4 separate regions of the Homo sapiens genome follow, and all the other regions are linked to region 1. The links are chromatin contacts, found by Hi-C or POLR2A ChIA-PET in ENCODE. All regions are on one chromosome and are shown on one strand. The core of a region is the stretch at or near the end of the contact, and the rest is flanking DNA. Distances in the headings are between cores, read along the strand shown. Region 1 holds the start of LINC00462 (long intergenic non-protein coding RNA 462). Region 2 overlaps LOC105370198 (a long non-coding RNA gene). Region 3 overlaps ITM2B (integral membrane protein 2B). Region 4 overlaps LOC105370198 (a long non-coding RNA gene).

Region 1 (3,194 bases), core at 597-3,096:
ACTGGGGGAAGCCACTGTATTCCTCCCCTGCCTGTCTCCAGGCTTAGCAGCAGCCAGAGAGCCTGTTCTCTGAAAACGCTGCCTGGCACACTTGTTCCTGATGCTGGGATCCCTTTACAGGAAGCATAACCCTTTATTTTAGTTCAAATTAAACAAATACTCAAATGCCCTGGTGGAAGCAGTTAACACCCACAAGTTAAAACTTGCCTGAAGACAATTTCTGCAGCCAGAAATAACGTGCAGACACTTAGCTGGGGGTAGGAGCTGAACACCACAGGGAGGAGACACGAAGTTGGAAAAGAGGAACTGAGAGCCTCAGAGTCAAAATTCATTACTTCATGCTTTTTCTTTCGACCTGATCTCCCTTCCCTTTCTTATTTTTGAGAGAAAGTTTCAATTCCTGTTACAGCTGAATTCACCGGGAAGTATGGGTAATTTGTCTCCATACTTAACCTGCGCTTTAAGTGTAAAATTTTGGCCATTTATTTAAGGCCTGGAAAGAATTTACCAACTATAAGAAAATCATGTGACTTTCTTGGTGAAATGGCATCAGAAGATTTCCGGGGACCAAAGAGCACCATAACCAGGTGTAGCTGGAGTCAGGCCATTTTGTGTCAGCCAGTGCCAAAGTCCTTCCAGGTGGTGGCTGCTCTTTCTAAGGACTATTTGAACTTACAGCAATCTGATCAAGGCAGGTTTTAGAGTTTCAGGAATGCTGGTGAGCCATGTCTTGCATGTTTAACCCAAAGCTTCCCTGGAGTTGGAGACTGCACTACTTTTCATCCATCATACACTTTTTGGGCACTCGCTTGTTGGTGCTGGGCACTGTGTTAGACTCCAGAAAGACAGATAATTGTTTAGTAAAGGAAAAAAAAATGCTGTTTCTGCCCTGGAAAAATGTGCCTGACACAGAGGCCTTTTGTATTTCTGTTCTGGTCAAATAGCAACTCTCTCCTCGAGGCCATAAATGCTGAAGCTTAGACCTAGTATTTGATAGCACAACAGGGTAACTATAGTCAATAATAATTTAATTGTACATTTAAAAATAACTAAAAGAGTATAGTTGGATGGTTTGTAACACAAAGGATAAATGCTTGAGGGGATGGATACCCTACTTTCCATGATGTGATTATTATGCATTGCATGCCTGTACCCAAATATCTCATGTATCCCACAAATATATAGACCTACTATGTGCCCACAAAAATTAAAAATTAAGAATTAAAAAAAAAATGCCACAAGACAGGAGAGGTAAGTTAGCCTAGAAAGAGCTTGTTAAAAAAAAAAAAAAAATCCTTTCTTTACAGTCGAATAATATTTTAGCAATGCTGCCCTCTGCAGAGCAAAACTAGGATCGCAACTCTAGGTGGTTAAACGAACTTCCCAACACTGGTTAATTTGAAGAGAACTGGAAGATTCAATGGTCTTCCAGAGTTTTCTCACATACCCCCCTAAAATAATTGTGAATAATCATGTGCCTCCTTGCGTGTTTTTAAGTTGACATCTAAATTTGCCTTATCACCTTAATAGTTGCAAAGGATGTTCTTTCCCACACATTTTCTGAGCTTTAAATAGTTGCAGATTGAGCGTATCCAGTTTAGTTTATGAAAAACACCATCTGTATCACCTGGTGGGCAAAGCCAGCCCTCATTGTCAGACCAATCAGCTAACTTTGAATTGCTTTCTGACAGAAAAATAGTTTACTCGACTGTATTAATCACGCTGCTGATAAAGACTTATCCGAGACTGGGTAATTCTTAAAAAAAAGGAGGTTTAATGGACTCACAGTTCCATGTGGCTGGAGACGCCTCATAATCATGGTGGAAGATGAAGGAAGAGCAATGGGACGTCTTACATGGCAGCAGGCAAGAGAGAAAGAGAGCCAAACGAAAGGGGAAACCCCTATAAAAGCATCAAATGTTTGATGAAAAGACTTTGAAATTCATTGTTGAAAAGACTTATTCTGTTCAACATTGTTGAAAAGTTGTTTGAAAAGACTTATTCATTACCATGAGAACAGTATGTGGGAAACTGCCCCCATGACTCAATGATTTCCCACTGGCACCCTCCCACAACACGTGGGAATTATGGAAGCTGCAATTCAAGATGAGATTTGGGTGGAGACACAGCCAAACCATATCATTGACTGACTTAAATTCAACAGAACTGTGCTTTGGAGGACATCGTTGCGCTGCTGACTTCTAACACTGAGGTAGGTGACTAGATAGAGCTGGCGCAGGTGACCCAGGCATTGCTCCTTTAGGGGTGCCTTCTGAGAAAGCAAAAGGAGTTTTACTTTCATGGGACTCTCCTGTCTTAGCTCTAAATTTTCTTATTGTCCCATTGTTTGGTGCAAGTTCTTTTTTTTTTTTTGAGATGGAGTTTCGCTTTTGTTGCCCAGGCTGGAGTGCAATGACATGATGTTGGCTCACCGCAACCTCCGCCTCCCAGGTTCAAGTGATTCTCCTGCCTCAGCCTCCCGAGTAGCTGGGATTACGGGTATGTGCCACCATGCCTGGCTAATTTTGTGTTTTTAGTAGAGACTGGGTTTCTCCGTGTTGGTCAGGCTGGTCTCGAACTCCCGACCTCAGGTGATCTGCCCACCTTGGCCTCCCAAAGTGCTGGGATTACCAGGACGGTGTATTATAAGTTTCAGGATGGTAAAAGGTGTATGTCTTCTCTTGTAAACAGAGAGAAGGGAGATTGTGAAAGGTACAAGAGGCAGGGGAGCAGCCCACTGAGCTACCCCAGGAATTTCCCTGACAATCAGTTTTAAGGAGGACATGCAGAAGTTGAAGATGTGGAACACACATCCCATCTAAGGGGTGACATCCTTCAGTTTGTGGACAGCTGGTCTAATTCACTGGAGGAGGAACACAGCTCCCCTGGGGCCATGCTCTGGCCACAGAACAGTGTGCAAGAGGTCATTTATGTTCAGGTAGCTTTTCTTATCTCTCCACTCTTGCTCTGGTCTTTAACAGCTTTCCTTCAGGGGCACGTAGAGGGCATGGCTGTGATATGCCTGTGTCATGCTTTTTAAAGAGTAGTCCTCCTGGAAAATAACTCATCCTTCTCTAGGTCTGGAAGATGACTTTGGCCTCCAGGAGCTGTCTAGCAAAAGCTGAATGCCAGTTTACAGCAGCTGTCTGTTCATACAGACAGGTCAAGAGGTTTCCTGCCTGGTGGGTGGCTGG
Region 2 (3,265 bases), core at 632-3,131, 420 kb before region 1:
CCAAGCCCAGCTATATTTTCCTGATTTTCTTGTATTTCCTTTCGTTTGTCCTTCTGTTTTCTCTTTTGCTCTAATTTCAGAGAGATTTGCTTTTCTTTATTTTCTAACTCTTATTGAATTTTTAATTTTGTTATCATATTTCTAATTTCCAAGAGCTCTTATGTGTTCCCTGAATGCTCCTTTTACTAATGTTATATTCCTTTTTGATGGTTATATGTCTTACCTCTGAGGATATTAATCAGAGGATATTTGACATTTTCTTCAACCTGTACAGTCTCTCTTTCCTTGAAGTTGCTTTTTCCTATTCATCTTGGTCTCTGTTTTTCATGTGAGAGGTTTTCCTCAGTGCCTGTTAAACCTTGATTATCTGTTAATATTTAAGAATGGAGCTAAAAAGCTGAGTAGATATTTTGAACCAATAGGGCCTTGTTGGCCAGAGGCTCCACGACACGTTCTGGCTGGGTTATCTGGCTAAAGGACCCACACAGCACTGCCTTTAAATTTTCACTCTTGGGGAGATCAAATTCCCCTTAGAAGACTCTTCCGGGCTCATGCTCAAAGGATATAATTCTGGCCACCACATCATGGGAGCTCACTGGGGAAAGAGCAGTGGGTCTCAGTGTCTGTCCACTTAATTTCTCGGTTTCCAGCACAGCACCCAGCCCTCATCTCTGCCCAGTGTCCTCCTATCTGTGGACCTTCTGTTATAGACTCTGCGGTGCGGACAGGCTACCGGCCTGGTTGTGCAGAGAGGGGAGGGACCTGAGAGTCAAACTGCTTCCTAAACAGACTTTGAACCACTCCTAGTTTTAGGAGGCCCCACATCACTTCCAGGAACCTGGCGCTGCCAATTCCTGAGCCTTTGTGGGATTCTGGTTGGTTTCTCAAATTTCCTCACTGCTGACTTAGGATTCAGTTTTCCTAGGTCTGTTGTATTGTTGGCCACACTTCTTACTTTCTAGCTTTCAAAATATTGTTGCTATGGGGAGTTGAAAAAAAATGTTGTTGCTATCATTTCTTCCCTTTTTATCAGAAAGATAAAAAATGCCAAATGCCAGCACAAAGAGAATAGACCCACACTAAGGCACACCAGTGTGATAGCTCAAAACAGTGAGGACAAAGAACAGATGCTACAGGCTTCCAAAGAGGAGGAGCAAACAAGTCCTACCTAAAGGATGACAAATCAGAATGGCATCAGACTTCTCAATAGCAACCCTGAAGGCCAGATGTGTGTGTCTGTGTGTGTGTTTTGTTCTCCATCTGCACCTGGAAGTTGGGAGATTTACTTATCACTCTTTAATTTTTTCTGTTGTTTTATTGTTTAATCAATGTTTTAGTTACAAACTATTAATTATCGCAAATTGTTTCACATTTTTTTTTTTTTTTTTTTTTGAGATGGAGTTTCTCTCTGTTACCCAGGCTGGAGTGCAATGGCGCAATCTCAGCTTACTGCAACTTCCCCCTGCCGGGTTCAAGCGATTCTCCTGCTTCGATTCTCCTGCTTCAGCCTCCTGAGTAGCTGGGATTACAGGTGTGTGCCACCACACCCAGCTAATTTTTGTATTTTTAGTAGAGACGGGGTTTCATTATGTTGGTCAGGCTGGTCTCAAACTCTTGACCTTGTGATCCGCCCACCTCAGCCTCCCAAGGTGCTGGGATTACAGGCGTGAGCCAAGTGCCTGGCAAGAATTGTTTTGCTTTTTAAGATAATCTAGTTCATTTTTTTCAAAGCAGCTATGAGAGTATAGCATGTAAAAACTGCAAAATAATGATCAGCCTTTAAGGCTTTGAGTGGTTCCCAAGTGCTGAGCTCTGTCATATCTGCATGTATCTGCATGTATGTGCATGTATATTTACAAAGGAGACAGCTGTGGCTGACATGGAGAAGGTAATGTACCCACAAATTGTGACACAAGACCAATAAAAAATAATACAGCTATAAGCAGGAAATGAAGTAGGTCACAATGAGTCATCATCCGTTGTGTGAAATTTCTTAGGTTATTGTTACCTCAGCCCAGAGAAGAGTTTTCAATTCAGTTGCACACGAGTTATCCCACTTATAATGAATCTTCTGAAGCCATTAGTTGTTTCCTAATTTTTTGATTGTACATCCTTATAAGAAAAACATTTCAGCATACCCTCAAATATGTAAATGTATTTATTTGCAGGTTATACATGTCATATCAATATCAGTACAATACTAACATCCAAATAAGTAGAGATTTTTTTAGAGGATGCAATAGAAAATAAAATTAGAAGTTCTAATATTTTCCTTGAGTACCTCAGTGGATCATCTTAAACACCATGGAATTTTCCACCACGATGAATATCCAAACACTTAGACAAGGTTTTTGAAAGACTCCTACTCAGACCCTACCGAGGCATTCTGAATCAGAACTTCTGAGGGTAAGGCCCTAATGAGACAGCCAAACGCCAAGGCAGATAAAAAGGGGTCCCCGGAGAATCTCTAACCCTCCCCACAGGTGTTTACATCAGATGTTTTTGTGCAGACGAAGGAACTTGCCCAGGGCCTTGTCTGAGCATGCCCACATGAGCCCTGGGGGAGCAGGGTGGAGTCACAGGCAGGGGGAGGAGCCCTGGGATTCAATCTGTGAAGTGGGGAGCCTGTTTTCGCTTTGCTGAGGTTTTTTTTCATTTTTCCCTTTTCACCCAATAAAATCCTGCTCTATTCACCCTTCAATGTGTCCACGTGCCTAATTTTCTTGGTCATGTGACAAGAACCTGGTTTTAGCTAAACCAGGAGCAAAATTCTAAAACACTAGCAAGGACATTTTGAAAAAGTTTCCCTGCTGATTCCCATGTGCACCTTTGGTTTAAAAATACAATTCTAAAGATACAAGAATTAGAACCCCTAAAGGCCAGGTGCAGTGGTTCACGCCTGTAATCCCAGCACTTTGGGAAGCCGAGGCGGGCGGATCATGAGGTCAGGAGTTCGAGACCATCCTGACCAACATGGTGAAGCTCCGTCTTTACTAAAATACAAAAATTAGCCCAGTGTGGTGGCGGGTGCCTGTAATCCCAGCTACTCGGGAGGCTGAGGCAGGGGAATTGCTTGAACCCGGGAGGCAGAGGTTGCAGTGAGCCAAGATCGCGCCACTGTACTTCAGCCTGGGCGACAGAGCCAGACTCCATCTCAAAAAAAAAAAAAAATTAGAATCCCTAAAACACTGAACATAGTAGTCAAATGGCTACTGAATGCAAAGATCAGTCAATTAACTCTGGGAAATGTATAGTTCAACAGATT
Region 3 (3,499 bases), core at 694-3,193, 320 kb before region 1:
CAGAGAATCAGACATGCAGAGAGGACTGCCAGGTCTCCCAGTGGGTTCCAGGGAGACTCAGCTATCCTTCCCTCTTCTTGAGTTCTGTCTTAGTCCATTCGGGCTACTATAACAAAATACCATAGACTGAGTGGCTTTAAACAACAGAAGCTTGTTTCTCACAGTTCCAGAAGCTGGAAAGTTCAAGATCAAGTCACCTGCAGATTCAGTGTCTGATGAGGTCCTCCTTCCTCACAGAAAGCTCTCTTCTCTCTGTGACCTTATATCACAGATGACTCTGGGTTCCTCTTACAAGGACACTAGTTCCATTCATGGGGGTTCCACTCTCATGACCTAACACCTCTCAAAGGCCCCATTTCCTAATACTGTCACCTTGGGGGTAAGGATTTCAACATGAATTCTGGGGGGACACAAACATTCAAACCATAGCAAGTTCCATAATGCACCCCATCATATGTGTGTGTGTGTGTATTTATTTATTTATCTAAGATAGCTCTAGTTTGCTGCTTTGCAACACATTCTGCCCCTATTGCATTGGTTTAAAAAAAAAGTACAGAAGTCAAGATGAGACTATATAAATCTTGACAAGTTGTTGGCCGTGATTGCTCTTTTGTGATGCAGGAGTGAGAATCTGGAGAATCTGGCTTAAGAGGTGGCTGAGAATTAAAATAATAGGCATGAAAATGCTTCATACAGCTCTGTACAGTTGTTGACAGTGCCTTTTTTGAAACCTATCACTGCTATATGTTAGCAAGCAAACACTGATCTTGTTTTGTAATGTGTAATTGTTCACTTCTGCTTTCCCTGTATCCCTTTTTAGATTCCACACCCATATTAGTGAGAAGCAAGAAAAAAAAATGTACACAGTGTCCTAAATGTTGTTTATCTCGAATAATAGAAGTAGGAGTGTAAAACTTAAAGGCTGATTAATAATGCAAATGAAAAGGCAAATGGATTATTGAATAGAAAAGGTCTAGATTCTATGTTTGAATGTGGTTATGAATTAATATGGGCAGAATCTCTAAGATTCTGCTAAGTGAACATTTAGTAGTTTACTAGACATCTTCTCTTCCACCTAGCAAAGAGTTTGTTGCCCAGAGTTATATAAATCCTACTCTATTGCACACTAATCTTTGCATGTTTAACTCTTTGGGACTTAGGTTCCTAGATAAGGACTTCATGTGTATCTATTTAGAAAAAGAACATTTCTTCATTTCCACAAAGCTACACAGCCATCAGTTCGTTCAATATCTTGTCCAAAGTTATTGCTAGCGTTCTTCTTTCTGAGTCTTTGTGGCTAATGCTTTTTTGAGGAAGAAGCATGATTTAGTCTCAGCTCTCTATTGATCATTTTAGGCTTTTATCTTACTGAAAAAATTAAGCACAATTTAAGATTTTTTTTGAAATATTTACTGAATTTTGAGGCCATAAATTATTTCCTGATAGCACACATGTATGGGTTGTAGATTCCACACTTTTAATCTTCCAGCCACCTATTGCAGATTGGTTCTGAGAAGCAGGATGAGTGGGAGTGGGCTTAGGGGTCAAAATTGAGACCTAAGTGGTATAAAACAAGATAATCCTAGCTTCCTCCCACTTAAAATAATTTGATGGGACTTCTGTATCTGATTTTTAAGCTTGCATTTGTGTTTATATTTTCATTGTAAAAATATCAAATAATACAGTTTTTGAAGGTAAAAAGTAAATGTTCCCGCCCTTCTACCATCCTCCTTCCTCAGTCCCATTCCCCAACAGTTTAACGTGCGATACAATAATGTGTGACACAAAATGACCTAGTTCTTGCCCTAGTGACTAAGCAGATGCAAACGCCTTCTTCTTTCCAAACAGTGTGGTCTTATCCCCGTCGCAAATGGAGGATATTTAAGAAACCCAAGCCAGAAACCCCACAGTCTTCACAGTCACTGTGTCCTCCACCTCCTAGCAGCTTCCTGCTGTTCTGCTCTAGTGGTTCTCTCTGCTTCCCCACACCCACCCGTAAGCCACAACAATCTTTCCAAAACACGAACTTGATGGTTTCATTGTCACACCCCAGCTTAAAACACTTTCCTGGCTTCCCCTGGTTCTTAGGATAAAGACCAAAATACTTAATGCTGCACAGTCCAGTCCCAACCCACTCTCCAGCTTCATCTTAATCACACCCCTCTTTGCTCCTAGTGTCCTACCACATTGCCTGACTTACTGTTTCTTGGTAAATGCTATTCTTACTTCCTGAAGATTATTTCCATCTCCTCACCCGACACCCTTCAGTTAGCTTCCACTCAACCTTCAGAATTTAGTTCAGGTGACCCTTCCTCAAGAGAAGATTTTCCTGAACCATTAGGAAAGGCTTCTCTTGTTTCTCAGTCTCATAGCATCATCTGTCTCTTTTTTGTGACTTGAATATAATTAATATTTTATATTTTGTCCTTGTTGCTTGTTTGGTTAATAGATTTCCACCACTAGACTGCTCAATACGTTAGTAGGGCACCTGACACATAGTTGCAGCTCTTATTTATTGAATGAATGAATGATTCCTTCCCGTACCACCCTAGTCTTGCCCACTGTCATTTTTATTCTGGGTATTATATTTCCCAACCAGTTGTCTGACTTTCTCCTCAGATCTCATCCCCATGGGTCTGAGTGAGTTGCCTTGAATATAAGATTCAGTGATGGTGTCCTGCTGCACTTAAGAGAAAATCCTTTTTTCAAGCCCTAAAATCCTGCCCTCACTAGACTTCTCTCACCATTTCTCTGTTTGCATCCTAGCCTTTTAGTTTTGGCCTCATATAAGCTTGCAGCCCTGCCTGAAACAGTTGTCTCTGTCCCCACTCTACCCCCTGCCCTCCACAAAGAAAAGTTAACTCTTACTCATCTTTCAGATCTCAGACTAAAAGTTTCCTCAGAGATGCCACCATAGCTCTCTATTTCTCATACCTTTCATGATACTTCATCACCTGTCTTCATGAAGTCCTCCTCTAGACTATTAGCAAAATGCTCATACTGTGTCCTCAGTATTTGGCACATAATAGGTTTTCTTGACACTGAAGGAAGGAATAAACATCTGGTAACTATAGCTAGAAAAAAAGGAAATACGGTATCTACTTCACTAAAACCAAAGGGGGTTTTTTTGGGCAGACAATCTTCATTATTCAGATGGAAATTAATGTTTGTTGAATGAATGAGCTACATTTCATGGATTAACTCCATGAAATGGAGTTCAGCTAGTAAGGGTTATACTTTGAGGCTATTTCATCTTGATGGGCTTGTTGTTCAAAGTTAGAGCCTCATTTTAAGTAAAATGTTCTGTGGGGGCCATATTAAGATTTTCATATGACAGAAGTGTATATATATCCACAAATGTTTCAAGCCAAGATTATGTCTTCTTCCATAATGCCACCTTCTTCTAGGATAGTATTTTTGGGCCAGATGGTTTTCCACATTTAAAACATACCAACATTCTTTTAAGGCCCAGTGATTATCAAAAGGGATTGGCACTACA
Region 4 (3,448 bases), core at 368-2,867, 390 kb before region 1:
CACATGCATACACCAAGGTAACTGCTGTTATGGCTGTACCCCCACCTCCAGTTAGGTTTGCCTGTTCTTGAACTTCATATAAATAAACTCAAACAGTATGTACTCTTTTGTGTTCGGCTTCTTTATGCATTTATTCCTCTTTTTGTTGTGATAAAACACCTATAACATAAAATTTATTATTTCAGCCATTTTAAATATACAGTTCAGTGACATTAAGTACATTCAAATTGCTGTGCAACTAACATCACCATCCATCTCTAGAAATTATTTAACTTCCCAAATTGAAACTCTGAACCCATTAAACAATAACTCCTCATTTTTCCTCCCCCAGCTCCTGGTAACATCAATTCTACTCTGTCACTATGATTCTGCCTATTCTAAATTCTAAATTCTATAATTCTGCTCATATGAGCAGAATTATGCAATTTTTTTGTGTGTGGTTGGCTTATTTTACTTAGCATAATGGTTTTGCTTGTTTGTTTGTTTTTGAGACAGGATCTCACTCTGTTACCCAGGCTGGAGTGCAGTGGCACAATCTCCACACACTGCAACCTCCGTCTCCTGGGCTCAAGCGATCCTCCCACCTCAGCTTCCTGAGTAGCTGGGACTACAAGGACCACAAAATCCTGGGCTAATTTTTGTATTTTGTGTACAGACGAGGTTTTGCCATGTTGCCCAGGCTGGTCTCAAACTCCTGGGCTCAAGTGATCCACAAACCTCGGCCTCCCAAACTGCTGGAATTACAGGCATGAGCCACCACACCTGGTCAGCATGTTTTTAAGATCCATCCACATCATAGCATGAATCAGAACTTCATTCCTTTTTAGGCTGAATAATATTCCATTGTATGTATAAACTACATTTTGTTTATCCATTCATTGATCAATGGACATCTGCATTCTTTCCACCTGTTGGCTATTGTGAGTAGTGCTGCTATGAACATTGGTGTACAAATATTTGAGTCCCTGCTTTCAGTTCTATTGGGTGTATAACCAGAAGTAGAACTGTTGCATCATACCAAACATTCGATATTAAACAGTCTATCTTTAACTTGCTGAGAACCCACCATACTGTTTTCCACGGTGTATACACCATTTTACATTCCCACCAGCAATGCACTTTTTAATACCCTCTCCAACATTTGTTCTTTTCGGGTTTTTTGATAATTGCCATCCTAATGGGTGTGAAATGATATCTCATTGTGGTTTTGACTTATGCATTTTTTTTTTTCCTGAGACGGAGTCTTGCTCTGCCACCCAGGCTGGAGTACGGTAGCATGATCTCAGCTCACTGCAACCTCTGGCTCTGGGGTTCAAGCAATTCCCCTGCCACAGCCTCCTAAGTAGCTGGGACTACAGATGCATGCCACCATGCCAGGCTAATTTTTGTATTTTTAGTAGAGATGGGGTTTCACCATGTTGGCCAGGCTGGTCTCAAATTCCTAACTTCCGGTAATCCTCCCATCTCAGCCTCCCAAAATGATGAAATTATAGGCATGAGCGACTGCGCCTGGCCACATTTATTATTAAAATGTTATCTGCCCTTGGGCTCATGGCTTTTCTATTAGTTCTTTGTTTGTTTCTCATTCTTGGCAGACTTCCCCTTCTCTCTCTGACTCTTTAATCTAGGTTTCCCTGGGTTTCCCCTTAGCTTCTTCTGCTTTCTGTGCACATAGTCCCTAAAGAGCTTGTCCACTCCCATGATAGAAGTATCACACCCATGCCAGGGACTCTCAGATTTGTATTTTCTGAGTCGGGACTTCTTTCTGAGCATAGTGTTTGCCTTCAAATACTCTGAACACAGTATTTGTCTTCAAATAATCATTTGGAAATAAAAGAGTGTGAAGTTTAAAATCTGATTAAAAATATGGACACTGTTAATGGTCTTTGTTGCTGGCAAATGGGATTGGGGAATGGGGAATAAAGAAAAGACATAATTTTTTAAATTGTGGTTTAAAAAAACACCACAGAACATAAAATTTACTATGGTAACTATTTTTTTAATAGACTTTTTTTATTTTTTATTTTTTTGAGATGGAGTCTCACTCTGTCACCAGCTGGAATGCAGTGGTGCGATCTTGGCTCACTGCAACCTCTGCCTCCTGGGTTCAAGAAATTCTCCTGCCTCAGCCTCCCAAGTAGCTGGGACTACAGGCGCATGCCACTATGCCCAGCTAATTTTTGTATTTTTTGTAGAGACGGGGTTTCACTCTGTTGGCCAGGATGGTCTCGATCTCTTGACCTGCCTGCCTCGGCCTCCCAAAGTGCTGGGATTACAGGTGTGAGCCACTGCGCCCGGCCTAGACTTTATTTTTTAAGAGTAACTTGAGCTTCACAGCAAAACCAAGTAGAAGGTACGGAGGGTTCCTATATATCCCTGTCCCTACATATGTACAACCTCCTCCACCAGCAAAATTCCGAACCAGTATGGTACATTTGTTATGATAAAAGAAAAACTTTAGACAAAATAAATGCAACAGAGTTTGTTTGAGCGAAGGACAATTCTTGAGTTGGGCAGCCCTCAAAACCAGAGAGGCTCAGAAAACTATCCTCTGCAACATGGTCAATGGGTATTTATAGACAGAAAAAGGCTGAAGAGGTCAGGTGCAGTGGCTTACGCCTGTAATCCCAACACTTTGGGAGGCCAAGGCTGGTAGATCATGAGGTCAGGAGTTCAAGACCAGCCTGGCCAAGATGGTGAAATCTGGTCTCTGCCAAAAATATAGAAATTAGCTGGGCGTTGTGGCAGGTGCCTGTAATCCCAGCTACTCGGAAGGCTGAGGCAGAGAATTGCTTGAACCTGGAAGGTGGAGGTAGCAGTGAGCCAAGATTGCGCCACTGCACTCCAGCCTGGGCGACAGAGTGAGACTCCATCTCAAAAAGAAAAAAACAAAGAAGGAAAAGAAACAGGCTGAAGAAAGCAGAAATAAGGATGAAAAAGTGGATTGGTCATTTCAAAGTTACTTTCCCAGTAAAGGTTAAAGCCAAGGCAACTTCTTTAGAATGTTGGTTAAAAACGGCTTATTCAAGGATTTGGATATTATCTCTCTCTCTCCGGATTTCTTGGAAATTCAGATAAACAACTTAGTTTCGGTTTGGTGGCACAGAACTTCAGCATGAATGACCATATTTTGGTTTGGTCTGTTGGGGCCTAGTGCAGGAACTCAGTCCAAATCAATGACCTAATTTAAATTTTATTTAACAATTATAATTAATGCACCCACGTTGAAAAATCGTTATCAATGTTGTTATCAATTGTTGTTGTACATTCTATGGGTTTTGACAAATGTATAATGACATGTTTCCATCTTTATAGCACATACAGAGTCATTTCACTGCCCTAAAAACCCTATGTGCTCTGCCTACCTATCACTCCCTATTCCCAAAACTCTGGCAACCACTGATTTTTTTGTTGTTGTTGTTGTTTGAGATGGAGTCTCACTCTGTCA

What was found. Hi-C counts contacts between places; a loop is a spot of excess contacts on that map. ChIA-PET counts read pairs that join two places held with the same protein, here RNA polymerase II (POLR2A). Pooled maps may share reads with other maps.
Region 2: a loop to region 1 is called in a pooled map, with 2.5 times the contacts of the local background. The contact joins the enhancer-like site here to the promoter of LINC00462 in region 1. A Hi-C loop is called at or near these places in 2 of 168 maps with a recorded cell type or tissue (CD14-positive monocyte and naive thymus-derived CD4-positive, alpha-beta T cell), 1 of 37 single-sample maps with no recorded cell type and 8 of 50 pooled maps. POLR2A ChIA-PET finds 5 or more read pairs at or near these places in 2 of 52 experiments (CD4-positive, alpha-beta memory T cell and activated naive CD4-positive, alpha-beta T cell).
Region 3: a map of naive thymus-derived CD4-positive, alpha-beta T cell shows a loop between it and region 1 (3-fold over the local background). The contact joins the enhancer-like site here to the promoter of LINC00462 in region 1. A Hi-C loop is called at or near these places in 1 of 168 maps with a recorded cell type or tissue (naive thymus-derived CD4-positive, alpha-beta T cell) and 5 of 50 pooled maps. POLR2A ChIA-PET finds 5 or more read pairs at or near these places in 3 of 52 experiments (BJ, common myeloid progenitor, CD34-positive and endothelial cell of umbilical vein).
Region 4: a pooled map shows a loop between it and region 1 (2.9-fold over the local background). The contact joins the enhancer-like site here to the promoter of LINC00462 in region 1. A Hi-C loop is called at or near these places in 1 of 37 single-sample maps with no recorded cell type and 9 of 50 pooled maps. POLR2A ChIA-PET finds 5 or more read pairs at or near these places in 2 of 52 experiments (CD4-positive, alpha-beta T cell and activated B cell).

What each region holds. Positions count from the first base shown.
Region 1 is chr13:48,579,055-48,582,248 of GRCh38, forward strand. It overlaps LINC00462 (long intergenic non-protein coding RNA 462), which reads right to left and starts at 1,847. Exons shown (of 3, transcript NR_051983.1): 1 at 1,787-1,847. All of the region lies in intron 1 of LINC01077 (long intergenic non-protein coding RNA 1077), which reads right to left. It overlaps LOC105370202 (a long non-coding RNA gene), which reads left to right and starts at 2,137. Exons shown (of 3, transcript XR_941958.4): 1 at 2,137-2,212; 2 at 2,692-2,938. RefSeq lists enhancers at 430-499, 520-569.
Region 2 is chr13:48,154,135-48,157,399 of GRCh38, forward strand. All of the region lies in intron 4 of LOC105370198 (a long non-coding RNA gene), which reads right to left. Among named protein-coding and RNA genes, the nearest start is that of MED4, 61 kb to the left of the region's middle. RefSeq lists an enhancer at 2,481-2,600. Within about 2 kb of position 1,882, at least 15 of the 41 ENCODE cell types and tissues checked have a DNase peak (open chromatin) inside an H3K27ac peak, as active enhancers do; they include CD14-positive monocyte, where a contact is called at or near this core.
Region 3 is chr13:48,263,493-48,266,991 of GRCh38, forward strand. ITM2B (integral membrane protein 2B) reads left to right here. Exons shown (of 6, transcript NM_021999.5): 6 at 1-3,499. Among named protein-coding and RNA genes, the nearest start is that of ITM2B, 32 kb to the left of the region's middle. Within about 2 kb of position 1,944, at least 3 of the 41 ENCODE cell types and tissues checked have a DNase peak (open chromatin) inside an H3K27ac peak, as active enhancers do.
Region 4 is chr13:48,192,919-48,196,366 of GRCh38, forward strand. The region is part of intron 1 of LOC105370198 (a long non-coding RNA gene); the gene reads right to left. Among named protein-coding and RNA genes, the nearest start is that of ITM2B, 39 kb to the right of the region's middle. Within about 2 kb of position 1,618, at least 2 of the 41 ENCODE cell types and tissues checked have a DNase peak (open chromatin) inside an H3K27ac peak, as active enhancers do.